Linked DNA regions of Homo sapiens: all the other regions are linked to region 3. The links are chromatin contacts, found by Hi-C or POLR2A ChIA-PET in ENCODE. All regions are on one chromosome and are shown on one strand. Each heading gives the region's core, a stretch centred on a gene start or an enhancer-like site at or near the end of the contact. The rest is flanking DNA. Distances are from core to core; before and after follow the strand shown.

What was found. Hi-C counts contacts between places; a loop is a spot of excess contacts on that map. ChIA-PET counts read pairs that join two places held with the same protein, here RNA polymerase II (POLR2A). Pooled maps may share reads with other maps.
Region 1: a map of CD4-positive, alpha-beta memory T cell shows a loop between it and region 3 (12-fold over the local background). The contact joins the promoter of BRCA1 here to the enhancer-like site in region 3. A Hi-C loop is called at or near these places in 2 of 168 maps with a recorded cell type or tissue (CD4-positive, alpha-beta memory T cell and naive thymus-derived CD4-positive, alpha-beta T cell), 4 of 37 single-sample maps with no recorded cell type and 14 of 50 pooled maps. POLR2A ChIA-PET finds 5 or more read pairs at or near these places in 24 of 52 experiments (A549, CD4-positive, alpha-beta T cell, CD4-positive, alpha-beta memory T cell and 19 more).
Region 2: a pooled map shows a loop between it and region 3 (38-fold over the local background). The contact joins the promoter of ETV4 here to the enhancer-like site in region 3. A Hi-C loop is called at or near these places in 1 of 37 single-sample maps with no recorded cell type and 7 of 50 pooled maps. POLR2A ChIA-PET finds 5 or more read pairs at or near these places in 20 of 52 experiments (A549, AG04450, CD4-positive, alpha-beta T cell and 14 more).
Region 4: a loop to region 3 is called in a pooled map, with 3 times the contacts of the local background. The contact joins two enhancer-like sites. A Hi-C loop is called at or near these places in 2 of 50 pooled maps. POLR2A ChIA-PET finds 5 or more read pairs at or near these places in 11 of 52 experiments (AG04450, Caco-2, H1 and 8 more).

The regions. Positions count from the first base shown.
Region 1 is chr17:43,124,114-43,128,647 of GRCh38, reverse strand. BRCA1 (BRCA1 DNA repair associated) reads left to right here and starts at 3,284. Exons shown (of 23, transcript NM_007294.4): 1 at 3,284-3,377; 2 at 4,533-4,534. NBR2 (neighbor of BRCA1 lncRNA 2) reads right to left here and starts at 3,091. Exons shown (of 8, transcript NR_138145.1): 1 at 2,878-3,091. RefSeq lists enhancers at 1,092-1,905, 2,834-2,923, 3,053-3,077, 2,974-3,103, 3,210-3,232, silencers at 1,912-1,929, 3,953-3,988, cis regulatory regions at 1,954-1,983, 2,334-2,363, 3,040-3,048, 3,210-3,232 and promoters at 3,033-3,299, 1,543-3,299.
Region 2 is chr17:43,544,113-43,548,273 of GRCh38, reverse strand. ETV4 (ETS variant transcription factor 4) reads left to right here and starts at 1,934. Exons shown (of 13, transcript NM_001079675.5): 1 at 1,934-2,089; 2 at 2,606-2,716; 3 at 2,907-3,000; 4 at 3,252-3,299. The coding sequence starts at 2,657. It also overlaps a transcript of DHX8 not described here. RefSeq lists enhancers at 1,509-1,668, 1,790-2,567, 2,568-3,345 and silencers at 1,759-1,808, 1,829-1,968, 2,019-2,138, 2,589-2,638, 2,679-2,738.
Region 3 is chr17:43,359,246-43,362,764 of GRCh38, reverse strand. No RefSeq gene overlaps it. Among named protein-coding and RNA genes, the nearest start is that of LINC00910, 28 kb to the left of the region's middle. RefSeq lists silencers at 942-1,041, 1,492-1,551 and enhancers at 1,802-1,981, 2,027-2,722. Within about 2 kb of position 2,269, at least 38 of the 41 ENCODE cell types and tissues checked have a DNase peak (open chromatin) inside an H3K27ac peak, as active enhancers do; they include CD4-positive, alpha-beta T cell, CD8-positive, alpha-beta T cell, IMR-90 and 3 more, where a contact is called at or near this core.
Region 4 is chr17:43,516,449-43,520,945 of GRCh38, reverse strand. DHX8 (DEAH-box helicase 8) reads right to left here. Exons shown (of 23, transcript NM_004941.3): 18 at 3,624-3,779; 19 at 679-816; 20 at 67-195. Among named protein-coding and RNA genes, the nearest start is that of ETV4, 28 kb to the left of the region's middle. Within about 2 kb of position 3,078, at least 3 of the 41 ENCODE cell types and tissues checked have a DNase peak (open chromatin) inside an H3K27ac peak, as active enhancers do.

The sequences.
Region 1 (4,534 bases), core at 2,035-4,534, 240 kb after region 3:
GTTATCGTTTCCTAGCACTCCATGTTCCCAAGATAGTGTCACCACCCCAAGGACTCTCTCTCATTTTCTTTGCCTGGGCCCTCTTTCTACTGAGGAGTCGTGGCCTTCCATCAGTAGAAGCCGGATGTTCTTGTGTCCGAAATTGGTGGGTTCTTGGTCTCACTGACTTCAAGAATGAAGTTGCGGACCCTCACGGTGAGTGGTACAGTTCTTAAAGATGATGTGTCCAGAGTTTGTTCCTTCTGATGTTCGGACGTGTTCAGAGTTACCTCCTTCTGGTGGATTCGTGGTCTCGCTGGCTTCAGGAGTGAAGCTGCAGACCTTTGCGGTGAGTGTTACAGCTCTTAAGGCGGCATGTCTGGAGTTTGTTCGTTCCTCCCGTCTGGAGTTGTTCATTCCTCCTGGTGGGTTCGTGGTCTCGCTGGCTTCAGGAGTGAAGCTGCAGACCTCTGCGGTCGGTGTTACCAGCAGATAAATGCTATGCGGACCCAAAGAGTGAGCAGCAGCAAGATTTATTGCAAAGAGCACAAGAACAAAGCTTCCACAGCGTGGAAGGAGACCAGAGCGGGTTGCTGCTGCTGGCTCAGGCAGCCTGCATTTTTTTTTTTTTTTTTTTTTTTTTTTGAGATGGAGTCTCCCTCTGTCACCCAGGCTGGAATGCAGTGGTGCAATCTGGGCTCACTGCAAGCTCCGCCTCCCGGGTTCACGCCATTCTCCTGCCTCAACCTCCCCAGTAGAGGGGATTACAGGCACCCACCACCGCACCCAGCTAATATTTTGTCTTTTTAGTAGAGTCGGGGTTTCACTGTGTTAGCCAGGATGGTCTCGATCTCTTGACCTCGTGATCCACCCCTCTAGGCCTCCCAAATTGCTGGGATTACAGGTGTGAGCCACTGGCACCCAGCGGGGCAGCCTGCTTTTATTCCCTTATCTGACCCCACCCACATCCTGTTGATTGGTCCATTTTACAGAGAGCTAATTGGTCCGTTTTGACAGGGTGCTGATTGGTGCATTTACAATCCCTGAGCTAGATATACACAGAGTGCTGATTGGTGCATTTACAATCCTCTAGCTAGACATAAAAATTCTCCAAGTCCCCACTACATTTGCTAGACACAGAGCACTGATTGGTGCGTTTACAAACCTTTAGCTAGACACAGAGTGCTGATTGGTGCATTTGCAAACCTTGAGCTAGACACAGAGCACTGATTGGTGCATTTACAATCCTTTAGCTAGACACAGAAGTTCTCCAAGTGCCCACCAGATTAGCTAGATACAGAGTGCTGATTGGTGCATCCCCAAACCCCAAGCTAGACACAGAGTGCTGACTGGTGCATATAAAATCCTCAGGCTAGACATAAAAGTTTTCCAAGTCCCCATCTGACTCAGGAGCCCAGCTGGCTTCACCTAGTGGATCCTGCGCAGGGCTGTGCCGGGCGCCTGCACTCCTCTCAGCCCTTGGGCAGTCGATGGGACCGGGCGCTGAGGAGCAGGGGGCGGTGCCCGTCGGGGAGGCTCAGGCCACGCTGGAGCTCACAGGGGTTGGGAGGGGGCTCGGGCATGGCGGGCTGCAGGTCCTGAGCCTTGCCCTGTGCAGGGCGGCTGGGGCCCGGTGAGAATTCAAGCGGGGTGCAGGCGGGCCGGCAGTGCTGGGGGACCCGGCGCACCCTCTGCAGCTGCTGGCCCGGGTGCTAGGCCCCTGACTGCCCGGGGCCGGGGGTGCGGGGCCCGCTGAGCCCGCGCCCACCTGGAACTCGCGCTGGCTGGCGAGCGCTGCGCGCAGCCCCAGTTCCCACACCCGCCTCTCCCTCCACACTTCCCCGCAAGCAGAGGGAGCCGGCTCTGGCTTCGGCCAGCCCAGAGAGGGGCCCCCACAGCGCAGTGGCGGGCTGAAGGGCTCCTCCAGCACGGCCAGAATGGACGCCAAGGCCGAGGAGGCGCCGAGAGCGAGCGAGGGCTGCTAGCACGTTGTCACCTCGCATTCTGAACCACAGACTCTCCAACTCTCCGGCGCTTTTCGCCCACTCGGTCCCTCAGAACACGAAGGGCTCTCTCATCCTGTCACTAAAACGATTAGCTGTCCGGAGACACGGAAAAAGTCGCCCCTCTTCTTTGCAGGATTCCTCCCTTGAACTTCTCCAAACCCTCTTAGTGTGACGTGACCCCACCCCTAGCTAACCCAGGCTGCTTCCTTACCAGCTTCCCGCCCCCTGGGGAGGCGGCAATGCAAAGACCGTCCGCTGCCAGCTCTGCCGCTATCTCTGTGGGGTGAATCTAACATGGCGGACAAAGACAGTAACTAGTCCCGTTTCTCCGCGTTTTCGCCAAGAAGATTGGCTCTTACCACTTGTCCCTCAAAACGACCACCCCATTGACTGGTGGCGATTGCGTCGACGGAGACGGGGCAAAAGCAAGCTGAACCCGAAAAATAACAAACACTGGGGCTGAGGGGTGGAACTACGAGTGCGCAGACATGGGCCAGAGCGCATTTCCCCTGCCCCAGGCAAATTCGGCGCTCACTGCGTCCCCGCAGGCCACTGACCTTACAAGACTACTTGCCCCAGACTCCTGGGGCTGGATGGGAATTGTAGTCTCCCTAAAGAGTTGTACGTATCTTTTTAAGGCCTAGTTTCTGCTTTCAAAATACGAAAACATAACACTCCAGTCCATAACTGTTGACAAGTACAAGCGCGCACAGGTCTCCAATCTATCCACTGGATTTCCGTGAGAATTGTGCCCGCTCTGGTATTGGATGTTCCTCTCCATAAGACTACAGTTTCTAAGGAACACTGTGGCGAAGACCTTTCATTCCGCAACGCATGCTGGAAATAATTATTTCCCTCCACCCCCCCAACAATCCTTATTACTTATATTTACCGAAACTGGAGACCTCCATTAGGGCGGAAAGAGTGGGGGATTGGGACCTCTTCTTACGACTGCTTTGGACAATAGGTAGCGATTCTGACCTTCGTACAGCAATTACTGTGATGCAATAAGCCGCAACTGGAAGAGTAGAGGCTAGAGGGCAGGCACTTTATGGCAAACTCAGGTAGAATTCTTCCTCTTCCGTCTCTTTCCTTTTACGTCATCCGGGGGCAGACTGGGTGGCCAATCCAGAGCCCCGAGAGACGCTTGGCTCTTTCTGTCCCTCCCATCCTCTGATTGTACCTTGATTTCGTATTCTGAGAGGCTGCTGCTTAGCGGTAGCCCCTTGGTTTCCGTGGCAACGGAAAAGCGCGGGAATTACAGATAAATTAAAACTGCGACTGCGCGGCGTGAGCTCGCTGAGACTTCCTGGACGGGGGACAGGCTGTGGGGTTTCTCAGATAACTGGGCCCCTGCGCTCAGGAGGCCTTCACCCTCTGCTCTGGGTAAAGGTAGTAGAGTCCCGGGAAAGGGACAGGGGGCCCAAGTGATGCTCTGGGGTACTGGCGTGGGAGAGTGGATTTCCGAAGCTGACAGATGGGTATTCTTTGACGGGGGGTAGGGGCGGAACCTGAGAGGCGTAAGGCGTTGTGAACCCTGGGGAGGGGGGCAGTTTGTAGGTCGCGAGGGAAGCGCTGAGGATCAGGAAGGGGGCACTGAGTGTCCGTGGGGGAATCCTCGTGATAGGAACTGGAATATGCCTTGAGGGGGACACTATGTCTTTAAAAACGTCGGCTGGTCATGAGGTCAGGAGTTCCAGACCAGCCTGACCAACGTGGTGAAACTCCGTCTCTACTAAAAATACAAAAATTAGCCGGGCGTGGTGCCGCTCCAGCTACTCAGGAGGCTGAGGCAGGAGAATCGCTAGAACCCGGGAGGCGGAGGTTGCAGTGAGCCGAGATCGCGCCATTGCACTCCAGCCTGGGCGACAGAGCGAGACTGTCTCAAAACAAAACAAAACAAAACAAAACAAAAAACACCGGCTGGTATGTATGAGAGGATGGGACCTTGTGGAAGAAGAGGTGCCAGGAATATGTCTGGGAAGGGGAGGAGACAGGATTTTGTGGGAGGGAGAACTTAAGAACTGGATCCATTTGCGCCATTGAGAAAGCGCAAGAGGGAAGTAGAGGAGCGTCAGTAGTAACAGATGCTGCCGGCAGGGATGTGCTTGAGGAGGATCCAGAGATGAGAGCAGGTCACTGGGAAAGGTTAGGGGCGGGGAGGCCTTGATTGGTGTTGGTTTGGTCGTTGTTGATTTTGGTTTTATGCAAGAAAAAGAAAACAACCAGAAACATTGGAGAAAGCTAAGGCTACCACCACCTACCCGGTCAGTCACTCCTCTGTAGCTTTCTCTTTCTTGGAGAAAGGAAAAGACCCAAGGGGTTGGCAGCAATATGTGAAAAAATTCAGAATTTATGTTGTCTAATTACAAAAAGCAACTTCTAGAATCTTTAAAAATAAAGGACGTTGTCATTAGTTCTTTGGTTTGTATTATTCTAAAACCTTCCAAATCTTAAATTTACTTTATTTTAAAATGATAAAATGAAGTTGTCATTTTATAAACCTTTTAAAAAGATATATATATATGTTTTTCTAATGTGTTAAAGTT
Region 2 (4,161 bases), core at 685-3,184, 190 kb before region 3:
TTCTTCGTTGTCATGGAGACCACATCAAAGCTGCCTTCCAGGAAGAGCCCTCTGTCCTCCTCTCCACTTCTCTTGGCCAGAACTCACACTTGTCTCTAAACTGGTTCCATCCAGCCCAAAGCTGGGATTTGCTTGGGCTTGTTTCTCCTTCCTTGGGCAGGGTTCCTGCTAAGCTCAATTAATTTGGTCTTTATTGTACCTATTCACTACACAAGCATTTCATGCCACCCTCATAAGCATGCTAACAGGCTGAGGAGGACTTTCAGAGGCAAATGAGCTCTGGAGAGCTCTCCATAGATAAGGATGTCTATACCATGAGGCAGGATGAAAAACATCCACACCAGAGATATAGTCAAGAATGTTGTATATGGCTAAAGGAACTGATTCAGGCTATCATGGAAGGCTTCCTGGAGGAGAGGGACAATAGACATGAGCCTTATAGAATATTACAGCACCTATAGAAAGGGAAGTTTACTTCCATTTGCACAAGCAGATCTCATGGAATGAGCCCTTATGAACACTAAACAGCAATTGTATGTTTTAGCCTTAGTTCTGGCCAGACAGGCCCAAAGAGCTTACATGTGTCATTTCCTTCTCTGAAACTCCACTGCCTCATCTGTAAAGTGGCGGGTGTTAGGTTAGATGAATTTGGGAAGCCACTCCTGCTGGCCTGGCATTTGAACATTCTTTTGTGTTTATCACAAACAGGCAGGATAAAAAATCAGGCTGTCCTCAAAGGAGTGCATAGGCTGGAGACATAGAGAATTGTCTCAGCAAAAAGGCCTTTGAGGATTCATGTCCTTTGTGCCCCCATGGCCACAGCCCAAGCACCCCAGGTCCCCTCAGATGTCTGTCTTGGACATAGCTGCTTGCCTGGAACCCAGCACTGTATCTGACACGATAAATGTTTATTGAAAGAAGTGGTGAATGGATGAGATGACAGAGACTATGACCAGCTTCTTAGCTAAAACTGAAACCCATCCTGCCTCCAGATCATCAGAACCTTTGGGGCTTTTGCTCCTTTTGCTGGCTCTCAGATAAGAGGGAAGATGGCTGAGAGGGAGCTACACTTTCGGAAATCATCTACCCTGGGGCTTCTGGTTTCTGCTGCAATCAGTAGAAAGTGGGTCACAAAACAGCTCTGCAGAGAACAGACCCTTGAGGAAAAGCCTGGATTCTGTGCCAGTTTACATTTATTGATCACCTACTGTGTATCAGTTGTCACATAGCTTAACTCATTTAATCATGGCTTCAGAGGGGTGTACAGGAGAGTGTGAGGGATTTGAGGCTGTAAACCCCAGAGGTGCTGACTAGCTGAGTGACCTCAGGAGAGTTACCATCCCTCTCTGAGTTTCATTTTTAATATCTGTAAGATACAAACGATCCATTTCGCCGGGTTATGGGAACGAAATGAGCACGTGGAAGCGGAGCGCTTCATAAATGCTAGTTATTATTGTTCCTCTGGGCACACAAGCCCGGTCGCCTCCCTCCTGGGCGCACACAGACATGTTCATACTCCCACGTACACGCAGATGCAGAGACGTGTGCAGACGCCAGCCGGAGGAGCACGCGGCGCATCAGACCCAAGACCGTGGCGAGACGGTGAAGAAGCCGCGGGGTCCTCGGCTTCTCTCTTTTTCTCTCGGTTCTTTATGAATGAACTCCAGCCGCGAGTTTTATTTTTTTATGAATGGGAGCCGGAGCACTGAATGAAGCCGGGAGCCAACCCCTACATTCTGATTGGCCCCCGCGGCTGGGAAACTCCGCCCCCCGGCCAGGCCGGACGACTCTCCGGATTGGCGGGCGTGCCCAGCCCTGGGGTTCCATTCACAAAAGTCAATGAAACAAAGGGAAACGGGGGGCGGTGTGGCGGGGCGGGGGGTGGAGAGCTGAGGCCGAGCGAAGGAAATGCACCAATCAGCTGCTCCCCCGGGCTCACAACTGTCTGCTGCGCCCGAAAAACAAGTCGGTGCGCTGGGGACCCGGGGCCGGGGCCGCCTTACTCCGGCCTAGCCCCGCGGCCCTCGGTGCGGGCTCCAGGGCATGCTCGGGACCCCCCGCGGCTCCAGCCCAGACGCCCCGGCCTCAGGTGAGGCTGCGGGAGGGAAAGGGAGGGAGAGTGTCTGTGATTCCCCGCCTCGCCTCCAATGCACACCACACTCACTCTCACCACCCGCCTCCGCAGATTCCAGGGCGGGGGTGGGAGGTGCTGGGATTCAGGGTTGGAGGGGGCGCGGGAGTTGTGGGCATGCGATGGTGTGCGCTTCGCCTGCTCCTCCGCGCGCGCGCGCGTACACACACACACACACACACACACACACACACACACACACACACACGTTCTTATGTAACCGAGCCCGGGTAAAGCAGGGCTGCAGAAAGCAGAAACGGCGAGCCCGGCTCCTGGGAGCAGGTGGGACCTCCTTTGGCCTTTGGCGGGAGGGGAGTGGTGGTGGCGCTCGGCCTGGCAGGCGGAAACCTCGCCATCGCCCCAGTGAGTCGGAGAAGTTTCGCCGTCGGACCCAGAGCCTTGGGACTGCCCCCTCCCCGCCCCCATCGCAGCCCTCCCTGGACGGTGTGCGAACGCAGCCCCCTCCCCCACCAGGTCTCGGCCCCCGCTTGGGGCCCCGGCCGTGCGGCCGGAGGGAGCGGCCGGATGGAGCGGAGGATGAAAGCCGGATACTTGGACCAGCAAGTGCCCTACACCTTCAGCAGCGTGAGCGCCGCGCCGGCCTCCACGCCCGCCCCGCCCCGCACCCAGCCCCTACTCTCACCACAGCCCCCCTCCCCGCAGTCCCAGCGGAGTCCTGGGCTGCCCCGCCCCTGAGTCACCCGAGGACCCCAACCTCGTCCCCCAGACTAAGCGCCTCAGGGTGACTCGCGGGCATTCTCCCCGCTTCTCGCAGAAATCGCCCGGAAATGGGAGCTTGCGCGAAGCGCTGATCGGCCCGCTGGGGAAGCTCATGGACCCGGGCTCCCTGCCGCCCCTCGACTCTGAAGGTAAAGAGCAAGAGAGACAAACCGCGACCCTCCTCCGCCACACACACACACACACACACACACACACACACACACACACGGCCGATTCTGGAACCCCCGCCTGTTTCCCCAAAAAACTCGCCCTCCAAGGGATTTTGGTCATTCTTCTCGGTCCCTACTCCCAAGGCAGGGGAGTCACCGGGTCTTGCTAGGGCCCCTTCTCTCTTACCGTCCCCTCCACCTCACCTCCAATTCCACTATTTACCCCTCAGATCTCTTCCAGGATCTAAGTCACTTCCAGGAGACGTGGCTCGCTGAAGGTGAGTAGTTTTGTGACCTTTTCTATTTTGGGAGGCTGGACAGGGGGACACTCCGTAGCCCCTGGTATTCCACCCTAAGCCCTACACTTCTCCTCTCCCTTCCCTGCCTCAAGGAGTTCTCCAAGGCCCTCTCCCCAGGTCCCTTGCCACTCTACTCACCCCAGCACCCAGCGTGGACACTTATATTGATATTTATTTTCTCTACCCTGAGCCAGGCTTGTGTAACTAGGCTTGAGGATGAATCAGACCATTGTGTGGGGTATTTGCTTATTTGAATGGAACTTGGCCCCAGGCCCATTTTCCTGGTTGAAATTTTCATTTGTAAAGTTTGTTTTGCAGAAGCCGCCAGGCCAAGGTGCATGTTGGGGTGTTGTTGGTGGGGGGTGGGGGGAGAAATTAATTTGTCACTCATCCTCCAGAGTTGCCCAAGCATTGATTCTTATCCCCTGGGTTTCTCTTCTTCCCAACCCCCAGCACCAAACAATTTACTGTCCAAGCCAAAAGAACAACAAAAGTTTAAATAATTCTTTTCGGCAGTCCTTTGGCACAGAGAGCCCAGGGCTCCCTCCCCAAATAGCCTTGATTGTAATTCTAATAGCAAGTGTTCCTCCCTCTTCCATCCCGCTTGAATACCTCTGCCTCCAGGCAAATTCCCCCCTTCCTGTGTGCTGGGGAGTTAGCTGTGAGCTGGCTGGGGTGGGGTCCGTGGCTGGGTCCGTGGCTGGGTCTGATGGGGAAGTGGTGTGTTCAGGAGGTTTCCTGGTTGGATTCTTCAGTGCGTTTTGGTGGGGCCTGAGGGTGTCGCTGGTGGGGCTGCAGGTGGGAGGGAAAATGGTGGTTTAGACAGTCTCTGAGAGGGAAG
Region 3 (3,519 bases), core at 1,020-3,519:
TAATCCCAGCACTTTGGGAGGCCGAGGCGGGTGGATCACCTGAGGTCAGGATTTGGAGACCAGCCTGGCCAACATGGTGAAACCGTGTCTCTTCTAAAAAAAAAAAATAAATAAAATACAATAATACAAAAATTAGCCGGGCATGGTGGCGCGCTCCTGTAATCCCAGCTACTTGGGAGGCTGAAGCAGGAGAACCACTTGAACCTGGCAAGCGGACTTTGTGGTGAGCCGAGATCGCTCCATTGCACTCCAGCCTGGGCAACAAGAGCCAAACTCTTTTCGTGTTTATATCCTCTTTCTTTAACTCTTACAGGGGCCCCTTTCCCAAGGCTCCGCCCAGCCCTGCAACCAGTCAGAGCATGTGCTCCCCTGAGGGCTGCACCCTGGCCTCCTCGAAAACTTGCCCTTGCCGGACCAGACAGTTGAGAAATGGCTAGAGGGACGAGACCTGAGTACCTGTCTCCATGTGTGCAGCTATACAAAATATGTAATTGCCGGGCGCGGTGGCTCAAGCCTGTAATCCCAGCACTTTGGGAGGCCCAGGCGGGGGATCATGAGGTCAGGAGATCGAGACCATCCTGACTAACACGGTGAAACCCCGTCTCTACTAAAAAATACAAAAAATTAGCTGGGCGTAGTGGGGGCGCCTGTAGTCCCAGCTCCTCGGGAGGCTGAGGCAGGAGAATGGCGTGAACCCGGGAGGCGGAGCTTGCAGTGAGCCGAGATCGCGCCACCGCACTCCAGCCTGGGCGGCAGAGCGAGACTCCCTCTCAAAAAAAAGAAAAAAAAAATGTAATTAGACGTCTGTAACACATGTAATAAAGCAAGTACAGCAAGATGACTTTAGGTGATGGGCATACGGGTGTTCACCAAACAATTCTTTCAACGTATGTGTGAAAAAAAGTTTAAAGTAATGTTGGATGCCAGCTAGGTCAGGACGAGATGGGGAGGGGGAGGGGGAAGGGAGGGGGAGGGGATGCGGAGGGGAAGGGAGGCGGAGGGAGAGGGGAGGGGAAGGGGAGGGGGAGGAGGAGGAAAGAAGAGCCTCCTAGAGCTCTTCGTGTCTTTTCCGTTGTGGGTTTTTCCTCCTGAAGGGCAATGAAGCCGAAGGAGCTTTCCCAAGATTCCAGTGATTTACAGGCGCTTTTCTGTTCAGTGGTTGGCAGGCAGGGCACGGCGGGGCATGCAAATTTAAAATGGCTGCTTCTCTCGGGAGTTATGGGAGCAAAAAAGGAAAGTGAATATCCTCCAAAATAGTAACAATATTACTTACGCAGGTGTTCAGATTTGGATAAAGATACACAATCTCAACGTAGGAGAGAGAGTTATTCAGGGTGCTATCTGTCACCCTGAGGTTAGGATGTGTGGGAGAAGGAGTACAGTGGCCGATCGTTAACATTTTCGTTTTGAAAACGGTGTTGATACAGTGGAAGGCTTGTGGTGTTGCTGGCCCTTGATCGCTGGAAGGATTCCGAGGTGTAGTTTTCGAAGCGGGAGTTTTGTTCGCATTGGGCGCTTAGCGTCTGTTACTGTCGCTAACGGGAGATTGTCAACGTGTTTGCATTGGGCCATTTGCATCAGTTGGGACCGTTGTTACTGACCTCCTAGGTTGTGTGTTGCGTTTACACGCTTAAATCCGGGTTTCACGGTCTCTTAGTACTCGCGTATTTAAGCTCATCGCGCGTACCTTACTTCTACGCGTTCACGTCGGTTCGTCCGGGCCTATCAGCGCCGCTGCTTTTAAATTGGCCGTGTGCGCTTTACGTTTGCACCTTTACGTCGGATCACTGGGGTCCATCAGCGCCGTAGTTTTTGAGCTGGCCGGGCGTGCTTTCGAGCGCTTAGTTGCTTTCGGTTTCACTTGGTTGCGGCGTGACGATCATTGAGTTAAAGGTTACTGCACTCACTTCAGTCGCCATCGGTCTCCGTAATCTGACTGCCCTTTGCTATTACTTGCTTCACTCACATACGATATGCGGACGGTCCTATTTAAGTTGAGCGCCCATACTTCACTATCCCAAGTGGGACTGCTTTTTCATTTACGTGTCTCTATCCGAGGCAGTATAAACATCTTTCCATTCAAGTTTACCGCATGTGTTTCACTATCGAGAGTCGGACTGCTTTTGGATTTACGTGGCTTTGTGGGATGCGGTATGAAGATCGTTGCATTCAAGTTTACCGCCTCTACTTCACTGCAGAATCTGACTGCCGTCAGATCTGTATGACAGATTGTTGCATTCGTTTTCTGCGGGTACGTCACTATCCAGTCTACTTTTTCCATTGACGTGGCTGAGTCATATGTAGTATGACTGTCAGAGACGTTGGAACCTGAAGCGACCCCATTTTGAGTGAGGGCTAGAAAAATGAGGCCGGGACTTACGGGCCTGCATTCTCAGAAGGATATTCCTAGCTTTCAGATACTTACGGTTAAGGGAACAAATTAATGTTTACTGAAGAGACCCGAGTGTCCAGATAGCTGGATATCTGGAGAACAAAGGCGTTCCTAATTTTGCTTTAAAGGTAGTAATAGGGATTCTTGCAAAATGTAATAATTAAAGTTAATTATCACAAACCCTTGTAACAGAACACCTCTCCCCATGTGTACAAGCATTGTACCTAGGGTGGATACGTTCCTTCTCTTAGTTTCAGGAACGCCCTTCTCTGTCTGTGGAGTAGCTGTTCTTTCACCACTTTACTTTCTTAATAAACTTGCTTTTATTTTGCACCGCGGACTTGCCCTGAGTTATTTCTTGCGCGAGACCCAAGAACCCTCTCTTTGGGTCTGGATCGGGGCCCTTTTCCTGTGACGTATTTCTGGCCACCACAGATGGGACTATAGTGCTTTGGGGAAGTGTTGGGGTCCTATAACATATTTCTGGCGAATGATGGAAGGGACGATACTGAAGAAACTCCCCCAACCCAAAGGAAGTAGACTGCAGCACTGCAGTAGTCAGTAGACTGACTTTGGGTAAGTGGTGGAGTGCCCGGGTAAAGAATGGGATTGGGTTAGAGGCCCAACTTAATGGAGTTAGAGTCTTTCCTAAAAGAGAGTGGGTTAGAGGCCCCTCTTAATAAAAGGCAAGGACACTTGACCGACCTCGGGTTAGAGGCCCGACCGAGGAGGGTTAGAGGCCCCTCCCAGTAAAGCCCCTCTCGGCTAAAAAACAGGTTTGACACCGCAGGCTATGCTCTTTGTATTAGTCTGCCTCGTCCTCCTTGTCTTGGTTGCTGTCTCCGTTTCAGTGTCATTTTCAGGAGACTTCATTTAACTGGTCTTAGGGATTTTAACTGATTCTTCTCCTATGTCCCTCCCGATTTCTGTCCGTTTGCTTGTGAAACACTGGGAACCAAAAGCATTGGAGGATCCGGCTCTAAAATTGCTGATTGAGATTTGATATTTAACAGCTATGAGCAGTAAGATTCGATAGATGTGGTTGTGTTTTGTTGCTGCTGTGCTGAGTGTGATTGAGAAGCACTAGGATGGAAATCAGGGGACTTTTCTCCTTGCTGTTTTGTTTG
Region 4 (4,497 bases), core at 1,829-4,328, 160 kb before region 3:
ATGGCAACAGGCCAACTACCCCAACTTCATGGCACCCCCATCTAAACTTGGATCTGAACTTCCTACCTTGGGCCTATAGAAGACGTTCTGCACAGACAGCATGGATACAATGGTCAGCATTTCCTCACTGCAGCCCAGATGCACAGACATGATGAGCATTTTGCATAGCATTGGCTCCAGAGGGAACTCTGCCATCTAGAGGGACAAAAAAAGACTACAACTGCTTCCCTGTGGAAGACACATTTGGATTCACCAGAGCAAGACCTTGGTCAGAGTGGGTAACAACACAGATTTTCCCAAAGCATAATGATGCCTTGGGATGCCTTTCTCTATCAGAAGAATGCTGTTGTTTATTCTTTTCCCAAATAAACTCCAACGGGATGTATGTGACCAAGCATATAACTACTGTTGGGGTAGATGAGAATTTTGCAGATGCCGTTTCTAATTAAGGCTACATTCAGTAATACATCCTCAGGCAAAATTATGAACAGAACACCTTTTTGTATAAAGAAGAAACAGTTTAAAGTGACAGTGGAGAAATTCAGGTTAAAAACAAACATTTAGAATTTTACTCAAAGCTTATCCACGGCCTCAGCCTGATTTTGTACAGACCGAAGGATGTGAAAGGCTGACCAGGGAATCTTCCCAAAAGCACAGGAAGTTGAGTCTGTCCCTTACCCGGCGGCCCAAGCGAGTGAGCAGGCCCTCGTCATCCAGGGCCCCCAGTGTGTACAGCTGCTCCATGGCTGTGATCAAAGTTTCCATAGGTGGGGCATCCATGAAATCAAAGGACAGCAGATCATTGATACCCATGGCCTAGAACAGAAAGGAAGAAGGCATGTGATAAGAGGGTCAGTCTAGCCAGTGTCAGCATGTGGGGAAGCTACTTGTTACTTTATTTCCCATTTCTTCAATTGCAATTAGGAAGCCACCGGTGAGACTGGCGGTAACTTCCAGGGCTGGGCCACATAAAACTCAGACTATTATAATAGAAAGCACATACTTGAGACAGAGTCTCACTCTGTCACCCAGGCTGGAGTGCAGTGGCCCAATCTCAGCTCACTGCAACCTCCACCTCCTACGTTCAAGCGATTCTTCTGCCTCAGCATCCCAAGTAGCTGGGATTATAGGCACCCGCCATCATGCCCAGCTAATTTTTGTATTTTCAGTAGAGATGGCGTTTTACCATGTTGGCTGGGCTGGTCTTGAACTCCTGACCTCAAGTGATCCGCCTGCCTCGGCCTCCCAAAGGAAAGCACATAATTTCTCAGGAAACTTTTTGAAAATATTCTCTCAGTTGGGCATGGTGGCTCACACCTGTAATCTCAGCAGTTTGGGAGGCCAAGGAGGGAGAATCGCTTGAGTCCGGGAGTTGAGACCAGCCTAGGCAACATGATAAAACGTCTTCCAAGAAAAAAAAAAACAAAAAACCCTAACACTCTCTCAAAATGACAATATGTACAACTCAACAGCAAAAGGACAAACAACTCAATTTAAAAAATAGGCACAGAGCTTGAATAGACATTTCTTCAAAGAAGATATACAAATGGCCAACAAGCACATAAAAAGATGCACAGATGCACAACATCAGTAGTAATTAGGGAAATGCAAATCAAAACTACAATGAAATATCACTTCATACCCACTAGGATGGCTATAATTTTTTTAAAAAACAGAAACTAACAAATGTCAGTGAGGACGGGAGGTATCAGAAACCTCATGCATTGCTGGTGGGAATGTAAGATGTTGCAGCCACTGTAGAAAAGTTTGGTGGTTCCTTAATAGGCTAAATACAGAATTAGCACATGACCCAGCAATTACACTTCTAGGTATATATCCAAAAGAACTGAAAGCAGACTCAAACAGATACCTGCACACTAATGTTCACAGCAGCATTATTGATAATAGCCAAAAGGTAGAAACAATCCAAATGTCCATCTGCTGATGAATGGATAAACAAAATGTGGTATATACATACAACAGAATACTATTCACCCTTAGAAAGGAATGAAATAAATGGATAAACCTTGAAAATAACATGAATAAATCTTGAAAACATTATTCTAAGAGAAACAGGTCAGATACAAAAGAATATTGTATGATTCCACTTAAATGAGGCTATCTAGAATAGACAAATTCAGAGAGGTAAAAAGTAGAAGAGTAGTTACCAAGGGATAGAGGAAGGGGGAAAGGGGAGTTACTGTTTAATGGGTACAGAGTTTCTGTTTGGGACAATGAAAAAGTTCTGGAAATGGATGTTGGTGATGGTTGTACAACATCTTGAATGTATTTAATGCCACTGAATTGTATACTTTAAAAAGCTTACAATAGTAAATGTTGTTATGTATTTTACAATAATAATAATAATAATATAGTCTACCAACTTGTCCTGTCTCTTGCATACATCATTTCTACTATATATCTATGAGGGATCTCATACCATGTTAGGTGGGAGGGATATAAAGATGGCCAGGATATGGCCCCTGCTTTCAGAGAGTTCACACTGGGTAAAAACTATGTTCACAAAACCACCACAGTGCAATCTACATGCCTGGCATGTAGCATGTGTTCAATACATTAGCTAATTCGATGAATAAAAGAAACGACTGAATGATGCACGATTCAAGTGTATATAAAGTGTGATGTGGTAGGACCTAAGCTTTCTATTTCTTTCTCATAAAGTGATTGTGACCATAAACACAGCAGGTGTTCAATAAATGTTTATTGTGTGAATAATAACTATGATGAATTATGTTAGCAATCATCAAGCACTGTGCCAAGTGCCTTTACCTACATTATCTCACTTATCTTTCCAACAAATACTATTAACAGCCCCTTTTTCAGAGCAGAACACAGAGCAGAGGGCAAAGTAAATAAACTTGCCCAAAGTCGCAGTTTGGAGCTGAAGTCCAAGCCACAGATGCCTCTCTGTTGGCACTTCAGAGACTGGAGTAGGTTTCTTTTTTCTTTCCAAAGCTCTGTTTTAGCCTCTTTGACAGGGAATAAATAATAAATGACAACAGAGCACTCTGCACCAGAAAGTACCAGGGCTCCAGGGTAGCATCAGTGTCGGGGGAAACGCCATCAGCTGGGAAATTACTCATACAGCTCCTCCTGCCAAAAGAGAATGAAGTCCTCACTGGGGACTGAGAGAGGAAGAACAATGATTCAGAATGAAAACCAAGCCCCTGAGAGCCAGTCTGAAATCTGTACTGACAGTTCCCTTGCAAAGTTTTTGAACAGGGGGTTTTCTCTCGTTCTAAAAGAACAGAATTGGATCTGAGCGCTAAAGTGGTTGAGGTTAGGTGTGTGTGTCCACAGTTTGGCATTGATTATATTTTTCTAATTTCCTTTTAGAAAATGCTCCTAACTAGAACCTTTTACAACCTAATATCCTGCTGGTTGTTATGGTAAGAAAAAATGTGTGTTCACAGCAGACATGCCAACTTAGCCCCAGACCTGCCGTGAGAGGCTGTTATCACAGCCATTTGCATTTCACTCAAAGGGACTGCTTTCATGAGGTTACTAAAGTATTTAACAAGGTTCATAAAACTGAAATTCATTTATGAAGGCCAGGATTGGACTGTTCCACCAACCCATTTTAACAAGACAGTGATTTCTACCTTGAGTGACAGCACTGTGCTTGCTAAGTTGGTTCTCTGGATTTCCGGCACGTTGGTGGTCAGCATTTCATCTCGGTAGGCACGTTCTGTGTACAACCTGTAACACTTCCCTGGGCCTGTTCTCCCAGCTCTGCCAGCTCGTTGCTTTGCCTGAGCCTAGAGGGGTGGGCATATAAAAGCAACATATCTGTTAAACACTGCTTAACAGCTTTACCCAGGATATCTGTTAAAAGGGGGACAATTAACAACTGGCAAAATCAGAAATGGGGTTGATTTCACTTCCTTTGGGACCATTTCCAAGACTACCAATGCTCTTATCTTCCCCTCTCCATACTCAGCACTTCGGGGAAGTTTGTTCGAGGGAGGCAATACAAGCAGGGTTAATGGAAGAAATATTATACAGATCTGAGACATATATCTTCAAAATAGTGTGGCGCAATATAAAAGAGAAAGCATAAAACAAGATGACAGAACACCATCCCCACAGTTATGACCAAAAATGTAAGTGAAATAAACATATTACGTCAATCATCCCAATGATGACTCTGCAGTCATTTTAAAAATTATGTTTGCAGGCCAAGCGTCGTGGCTTATGCCTATAATCCCAGCACTTTGGGAGGCCAAGGTGGGCAGATTGCATGAGCCCAGGAGTTCGAGATCAGCCAGGGCAATATGTTGAAACTTCATCTCTACAAAAAATACAAAAATTAGCTTGGTGTGGTGGCTCACGCCTGTAGTCCCAGTATTCAGGAGGCTCAGATGGGACGATCACCTGAGCCTGGGGAGGTCGAGGCTGGCTGCAGTAAGCCGTAATCACACCACTGCACTACAGCCTGGGCAACAACAAAGACTGATCCTGACTCAAAATAAAATA